Linked DNA regions of Homo sapiens: region 2 is linked to region 1. Evidence: read pairs that join two places in POLR2A ChIA-PET (ENCODE). Cell type or tissue: OCI-LY7. All regions are shown on one strand. Region 1 overlaps EEPD1 (endonuclease/exonuclease/phosphatase family domain containing 1). Region 2 overlaps EEPD1 (endonuclease/exonuclease/phosphatase family domain containing 1).

Region 1 (4,000 bases):
TCCAGCCTGGGCAACAGAGCGAGACCCTGTCTCAAACAAACAAATATAACACATGGTGAGATACTAACTATGGATTCCAGTTTGGGCTGACTCTTGATTTGACTCCTGCGTCTTATCCCCCACTCTCATTCCTGTGACATAATCAGACAAAAATCAACATAATCCTGACCAAGAAACAGTCCTTGCCTGACTTTTCAAAGCTGCAAGTCCATTTTTAGACATGGGCCACCATGCAGGTGAATCTGTGGGAGTGATAACCAGCACTTGGGGCCACCTTGGCAGACTTGCAGAGGGGGAAACATCTGGCAGCTTCCTTTGTTCCAATGGGTTTATTTTAGGCCTCTGAGTCTCTGATACCTAGTGGAAGCCTGGCACACAAAAATAATACTAATCCAGGTACAGCTATAAAACAAATGACTCTTTCAAAGTGGGGGAGGTTGGGGATAAAGCATGTAGCTTGGTTATCCCAGGTTACTGTTAGAAAGGAGAAGCCCACCCTGGGGTAAGGGTCGTTATCCTTCCTGGGATGTGTCTCAGGACAGGCTCAGGCATGACTTGCAGCCAGCACCCCCGGAATGCCCGGCCTTCCTCATTTTGGTCTCTTGCAGGCCACCTTCCCTTAAGTCACTATCGGTCACTGACCTCTTCCCCAGAAAAGGCTTAAGAGGTCTCTAGACTTACAATGATTTCTATGTCCACTCTTAGGAACTTTTATTTGCTCATTTGGGCCAGGTGGCATAAAATCAAATGGTGCTTAGAAGTGACCACACTGGTATCAGGTCATGAAGTGTGCCCCATTTCTGTCAGGGAAGCATTCTCCTGAGAAGTCCTGGTTTGTGCCAAGCATTGTTATCTTGGATGACTTGGGTCCTGGTCCTGAAATTGAGCATGTGCTTAAAATGACAAGAGGGAGTAAATAGGACAAGTAGATAGGTTAGCCTGGTCATTCCTAGGTCAGAGTGGCTTCTGTTGAGAACTGAAAATTAGGCTGAAGCCTTTGCAGAGCAGCTGGACAGATAAGCATGGAGGAGAGTGTATGCACACTGGAGAGGTGGGAAGAGGGAGGGGAGAGGACGAGGCTCAGATAGAACAAGAGAGTGCAGGAGAGGGGCAGAGATGCTGTGGTAGACTCTGGAACCACCAGTGATGCTGCTGTCATCCTGGCAGCTTGGAAGCAGCTATCATCCTGGCTGCCGCATCTGGCCCCTGTGACAGCTGAAACCAAAGGTGGGACTGGCTGGAGCTAACTAGAACTGGTTTTCCGCAGTGAGATTTCACCCCACACAGAAGAAGAGAGAAGAAGGCTCAGACTGGGAATGATTCAGTGACGTGTTCAGCTGCCTGGTGTGTTATAGTTTGAGCCATCCCAGGAGGTGCAAATCTTCAGCACTTTGGACTAAAAACAAACGCAGACTTATGCCCTGACCATTCCAGCGGGCAGCACTTGCTGTCTGATCGGACATGTTTCATTTTAGGAAATTGCTCATTTCTGTTAGTCTCAGGGAGCTATCATGGACCAGGAACTGCAGTCTTTTCTGGTGTGGGAGTCTGGGATCCTAAACTGTTGTGAGACCCCTGCTACATGCCCTTAAGTTTGAAGGGGCAGTTTCAGGAGGTAAAGATTAGGGGCTCTTCTTTAGAAGAGTCTAAGCCTTTACAAGAGTCTTTACGAGACTCTTTCCGCGTTGTCGAAACCCCATAGGTTAAAATGTCTCATCTGTGTGCTCTGCACAGGCACACAGAGGCCTGAGTCGAATTTAAAAGAAGGCACTGGGCACCCAAGCCCTTCACCCTTTTCTAAAAGAGGAGCACATGAGCTTTGCATTGCAGATGCAATTTTTATTTTTAAACACCGTAAGTGATGGCGTGTGAGCAGTGACGCATCCACAGCCAGCTAATCTGTATTGTGTAAAAACACACAAACCACAAATTATTTTTAAAAGGGAAGAAAGCAGAAGAACAGATGCAGCAAACTCCTTGTATCACGTGAATTGAGGAGAAAAACTCCACCAGATGCGTTTCTGAGCAACAGCAGAGGGAACACTAGCATGCCCAGATGGGGCAGGGAGTTCTGTCTGCCTGCTTCTCTGGGGAAGACACCTTTCTTTGTGTCCAATTTCCAGGACAGTGACACTGTCTATTTTTGTGTGCATGTATTTCTTCTTTCTCTTTCTTTAAAAAAAAAAAATTAACAATTACATACATATTGAAAAGTACAGCAGTCAGAGAAGTGTGCAGTATTGTTACAAAGTGAGCCAACCTGTAACTCAAGTCGCAGAAATTTACCCGGCGAAGGCCTGTGTCTTACTCAACACACCTGGGTTATGAAATAGCCTATTATATAACCCAGCTCCCCTTACATTTTTTTTAAAAATGAGATTAACATCTAAGAAGTAACAAAAATGGTACTCCTTGGACCATGACTAGAACTAAATGTTGTTTTCGTGAATGCGGTTAGAGACCTTCTGGATCAAGAAACACAGAGCATCCGAGTGGGAAGCATTCTGTCTTCTGTCCTTGGCTCCAGTAGCCTGGTTGGGCTGCATGTTCTCCATGAGGATGAGTGGTGGCCAGATCTCCGGACCAGGTGGAAGGCTGTGCAGGGCATCCCTTCTCTGTCGGTTTCCTGGGTGGGGCTTGGTCACTGGAGTGGGGATGCGCAGCGAGGGGCAGCTCAGGGCTGGACTCTTCACTGCTGTCTTCTGATGGTCTCAGCTGGAAGCTGCTGGGTGCTAGTCTGCACTGAAGAACCCCCAGCCCAGTGGGGGAGGCAAGCCGGGCACAGAGCAGTGCGTCATGATGGGGGCACAGGATTCCGTGGACATTGGCAGCAGGCATGCTCACCACATCTTGGGGTGAGTGGGATGGCAGGGAAGGGTCCCAGAAGAACTGATGAGGAATGCCAAGGTGGAAGTGCCAACCAGCAGAAGTTAGATGGAGAAGAGGCCCAGAGAGCAGAGTTCCCGAGAGGGAGAGTGTGCAGAAGCCTGGAGCCTGGAGAGGGGAGGAATGAAGGCGGGATGAGGTATGGCCAGAGAGCAGAGGGAATGCCACACAGGAGGACAAAGGAGAGATGCAGCTAGATGAGGAGAGAACAGCCACTTCATGCCAGCCTTGGGAGGTCCCCCGGGGAGTGCGGTCCCCTGAAGGCAGAGGCAGAGGGAGGCCATGGGAAGCACCCAGGGCTGGGCTCTGGGTGTATCTTCTGTGTTTTGATGGAGTGCTGCCCAGAGGTGCTGGGTCCCCTGTCCTAGGAGAGTCCTGTGTCTAGAAAAGCTCCAGGGACCACGGCCTTCAGATGGCCCTGCCTGTGGACACTGCGAGTATTGTTTGGCCTTCAGTGAGGGGCAGTCTTGATCAAGAAAATGTTCCTAGGGCTATGTTTCCAAGAGGAATTCAGAAACCCAGGCCGTCAGGTCCCGTGGTCAGCAGGTGGCCAGCGGCAGAGCGGCCACACCCATCCTGGTGCCCTCTCTTTATGGCTGCCACCTCCCTCTGGGAGGGCCTGGGGGACCCTGACACCATTCTGTGGGAGAGATGACAGTAAAATTAGGCTGTGGACATAATGTGAGCATCTTGAGAGTTCAGGAGCCTCTTATCCCCATTTGCATCCTCAGAGCCCTGCAGGTCCCCACCAGTCCCAGGACTTGCCGGTTCTGGGTTTATTTTGTGTGGTCTTTGAACTCCATATTTTGCGTTCTTTTCATCACAGAAGAACTATGGCTACTTCTATTGTGAGGCCAAAAGAAGACCTAGTCCATCTGAGAGGGACCTGCAGAATTCCAGTTCCATGTGGTGAAGAGGATGTGGGTGTCTGCAGTACTGAATTTGGTAGTATGCTGCTTGCAGTGAATGTCCTCTCATTTGGCACATCCCCCAGGCCCTGAGGGCTTCCGTGGGAACAGCTTTAGCTTCAGATCCAGGTCCAGGCACCATAAGTACATGTTGGAGGAAGAAATCCTTGAATGAATGGATGAATGAGTGAATGATTGAATTCCAG
Region 2 (4,000 bases), 58 kb after region 1:
TTCAGATCCCTTATTTATTTTCCCCCACCCCCGCCACACTTAGCCCTTCATGTAGTCAGAGCTGAATTTGAATACCACCTTGAGTGATCAATATTCATATATTTGTATAAATTTGCATTGGGTTGAGCAAGATCAGTGGCTAATCATGAGTAAACTCATTGTAATCACTTTCCTGGCTAAGTTTCTATCAGCAGGAAGATGGCAACTTCTCCTTGAAAGAGCTGGTGAGCAGATTGGGGGTGGGTACCATTGTGGAGCCCAGACTCCGCTGTATGGAGTCTAACTCAGGCTCACTGCAGCCACCACAGCTGCCACTAGCTCCACTTCACAAACTCAGTGCTCAGGGTCCACCCAGGACCTCGCTGCCGGAAAGTGGGCATTTTAGTTAATTATGGGCTAGGCTCTGTGGTTCATTAAACACACACACACACACACACACACACACACACACACACACATTTTCTCCTTATTCTTTGAAAATCATCACAAGATATCAGGTATATTCAGGGGCTCTCACTACCTTTTTCTTTTTATGAAAAGCTTTTCTTCTAAGTGAGCAAAAAAACAGAGTCCCCAAACAGGACTTTTAAACTGTCTTTCGTTCCCTCAGCTATCAAAGATAAGCAAATTAAACCATGAGGGTTCATTTTAAATTTATTGCATTAGTGAAGTTTTAAAGCATGATGTGTAATGGTGAAGTTGTGTTGAAATCAGTGCCCCCGGCCACTGCTGGGGAGGGCAGGTGACATGGTGCTGGCCTTTTCCAAGTTCTTGGGCAGAGCATTTCATTAGTGTTTGTGATGTCCCCATCCTTTGACCTGTGATCCGGTTCCTGGGACTGTATCTTAAGGAAATGATCGATAAAAATGGAGAAATAATAAACACGCTATGGCATGCTTTATAACTATGAATAAGTGGGAGGCAGTTCAGTGCTATGTAGGAAGGGAGAGGTTAAAAAAATCCGTGGTAGGTCTACCCAAGGGCCTAGTATATATCCATCAAAAATGATAAGATCTTTTAGCCTCATAGAATTGTGGTATAATATTTGCTATGAGGGAGAATAAGCCGCTGTACCTACTGCGGTTACAACTCTGTAAAACATGTATTTATTCTTTGAACCAGTGTGTATTGAGTACCTCCTTTTGTCAGGGCTTATTCAAGGCTGGAACATGCCTACAGCTGTGGACAAGACCTTTCCCTTTCGTATCTCCTGTAGCTCGCATTGTAACTTAAGAGAAAAACCTTAGCAGTGACACAAATGTTTATTTAAATACAGTAGCAATAAGTGCTTTAAAAAAAACAGGTTGTCAAGAGGGAGGTCCTCACCTAATGTTCTTATGATATCAAAAAAATATTTAAGGCCAGGCACAGTGGCTCACACCTGTAATCCCAACACTTTGGGAGGCTGAGGCAGGAGGATCACTTGAGCCCAGGAGTTGGAGACCAGCCTGGGCAACATAGTGAAACCCTGTCTCTACAAAAAAGTTTTTAAAAGTTAGCTGAGCATGGTAGCATACATTTGTAGTCCCCGCTACTCAGGAGGCTGAGGTGGGAGGATCACTTGAGCCTGGGAGGCCAAGGCTGCAGTGAGCCATGATTGCACCACTGCACTCCAGTCTGGGTGACAGAGCAAGACCCTGCCTCAAAAGAAAAAAAAATTAAAAATACTAATTACATAACTTTTTTTCCATTTTCAGTTTTTAAAATCAATTTAATATTCCTGGACTGAACTTTTTAAGATCCACTTGGCAGCTGTGACTGGAGGAGCAGGAGGAAGGGACTAGAGGGATGGAGGTGCACAAGGCTAGAAGGGTGGATGGTGCATGGAGATGGAGCTGCCCTGAGTGGCCCAGAATCCTGCACAGGAGGCCCTTCTAGATCAGAACAACCTATGGCCAGTCTGCAGGTGAAATCTGGCCCATAGCTTGTTTTTATAAAGTTTTATTGGAACACAAATGTACCCATTCAACTTATTGTCTGTGGCTGCTTTTACACTATAACGACAGGTTAAGTTGTTGTGACAGAGACAGTATAGCCCATAAAGTCCAAAATGTATCTTATTTGGCCTTTTATAGAGTTAGAGTTTGCCAGCTCTCGTTCTAGATCAGTGGTGCTTGGCTATTGACCCCTTTAAATATCAGATGAAAGCTTCATGCCCTCATCCCAGAAAGATGCGTATATGTACCTCTCCACATATAGAGGTACTCATTGAGTTTCCACATTCAGGAGGTCCCAGCACTGTTGAAGCTTCTCCATGGAGCCCTCAGGTTCATACTTCTTGACACTAGTGGAGGTAGGATTCATTTCTTTACCCCCAAAATGTTGAAATAGCTTCTCTCATCTACCAAATGAGATGAGCCTAGTGAGGAAATGAATCAACCCTTACCAGTGGGGTTTAGTGCCCAGTCAACAGGGGGGCCATTTATGTGGTTAGAGTCCAGTCAGATTTTAGACAATATCATGTCCCACTGGCACAGAAACAACATCCCATCCATTCTGTTTCTTTGGCTTATGGTTTGACCCCATATGGGTTATTCTAAAGGAATTATCTGGTTTATAGACATCTATGCTCCCATTCTTAATCCTCTTCTTTCTAGAGCCATTTCCTTCCTCTATAACTTCAGACAAATGTAGGTCTTCCTAAACCTCCAATTGTGCTGGCATTTGCCTTCCCGTCATTTTTGCCACTGTCCTATTTCTCTTCTTTCCTCTACTGGTAGGTTTCTTTCTTTCTTTCTTTCTTTCTTTCTGAGATGGAGTCTTGCTTTTGTTCCCAAGTCTGGAGTGCAATGGCACAATCTCGGCTCACCACAACCTCCGCCTCCCGGGTTCAAGCAATTCTCCTGCCTCAGCCTCCCGAGTAGCTGGGATTACAGGCATGCACCATCTTGCCTGCCTAATTTTGTATTTTTAGTAGAGACGGAGTTTCTCCATGTTGGTCAGGCTGGTCTTGAACTCCCAACCTCAGGTGATCCACCCGCCTTGGCCTCCCAGAGTGCTGGGATTACAGGCATGAGCCACTGTGCCTGGCCCCCTACTGGTAGTTTTCTTAAAGGTAAATTCTCATCCTACACAGCCAACCTTCATCCCTCCTCGACTCTCCTTAACTCTTAGGAACCTGGCCCCTGTCCCAGTTCATCTAACAAATCATAGCTCACCTTCCCCAACTTCTAACCTAACCCAAAGCATTTTAGTTTTCAAAAGTTTTTTGCTTTCTAGTATTAAAAAGTATTATGAAATAATTTTATGTAGAATTTAAAATTACATATATGCAATGATTTTTTGGTAATTTCTGTACAGTTATTTGATTTTTATAATGAAAACATTGATTTTATGTTGAAATATATATTTTAATTTTGCAGCCACTTAGACGCAGTGATATGAATTCAGGAGTGAGAAAAGGAAATCAATCCTGCTCGGAGCTTAGCTTATCTAGGTCAGCTGAGCTGCTTGGGGAACCTGCATCCACTGCCATCTTTTACTCACGATGGTTGTTTAATTAATTTTTCTTCATACTCTGAAAGTTTCGTTACTTCTTAGTCTTCTTATTGATTCTGGATTTATAGAAAAAAAGAACAGAAGTCTTATAATATCCATGCGGATTACAGACTCAGGCAGAGGCCAAGGCAGGGCCTACACCAAGGGCAGAAAGGTCATTTCAGTCAGACCTGAAGGTTTTGGGGGCGCAGTTGCCTTTTGCAGTTGTTTGGGTCTAAATGTGGACAGGAGAGCCAGGTTTATTCTGGCGGTGAAGAATCATGCCCCGCCCCCCTCCATGTTTTGCTATGACTTCTGTTAGCATCAACTAGAGAGAGTTTTGCTGGCCTGTCATGGTGGCTTGTAAATGATAGGCTGGTTTTGTGAACTTGTCTAGCCCATGGTTTAAGCATAGTGTGGCCATGCTAAAAACTTTTCCTGTGAGCTTTCTATCTCCTTGAGATGCCCTCTTTTTTCTGGGAAAGCATCTGGAGTTTCCAGTTCTGAATGACAAGAGTAGCTT

Evidence for each region. Peaks named below come from ENCODE experiments on the same cell type or tissue, not always from the same donor. Only the 100,000 strongest peaks of a DNase experiment are listed, where the experiment ranks them.
Region 2: POLR2A ChIA-PET joins it to region 1 with 6 read pairs; 6 of 35 experiments call an interaction of 5 or more read pairs at or near these places.

What each region holds. Positions count from the first base shown.
Region 1 is chr7:36,190,339-36,194,338 of GRCh38, forward strand. All of the region lies in intron 2 of EEPD1 (endonuclease/exonuclease/phosphatase family domain containing 1), which reads left to right. Among named protein-coding and RNA genes, the nearest start is that of EEPD1, 39 kb to the left of the region's middle. In OCI-LY7, CTCF peaks have their summits at 2,158 and 2,372; DNase peaks (open chromatin) are centred at 283, 1,223 and 1,873; H3K4me3 peaks cover 2,879 bases; H3K27ac peaks cover 3,321 bases.
Region 2 is chr7:36,248,578-36,252,577 of GRCh38, forward strand. All of the region lies in intron 3 of EEPD1 (endonuclease/exonuclease/phosphatase family domain containing 1), which reads left to right. Among named protein-coding and RNA genes, the nearest start is that of EEPD1, 97 kb to the left of the region's middle. In OCI-LY7, a CTCF peak has its summit at 3,037 (motif pointing left); no DNase peak of the experiment used is centred here.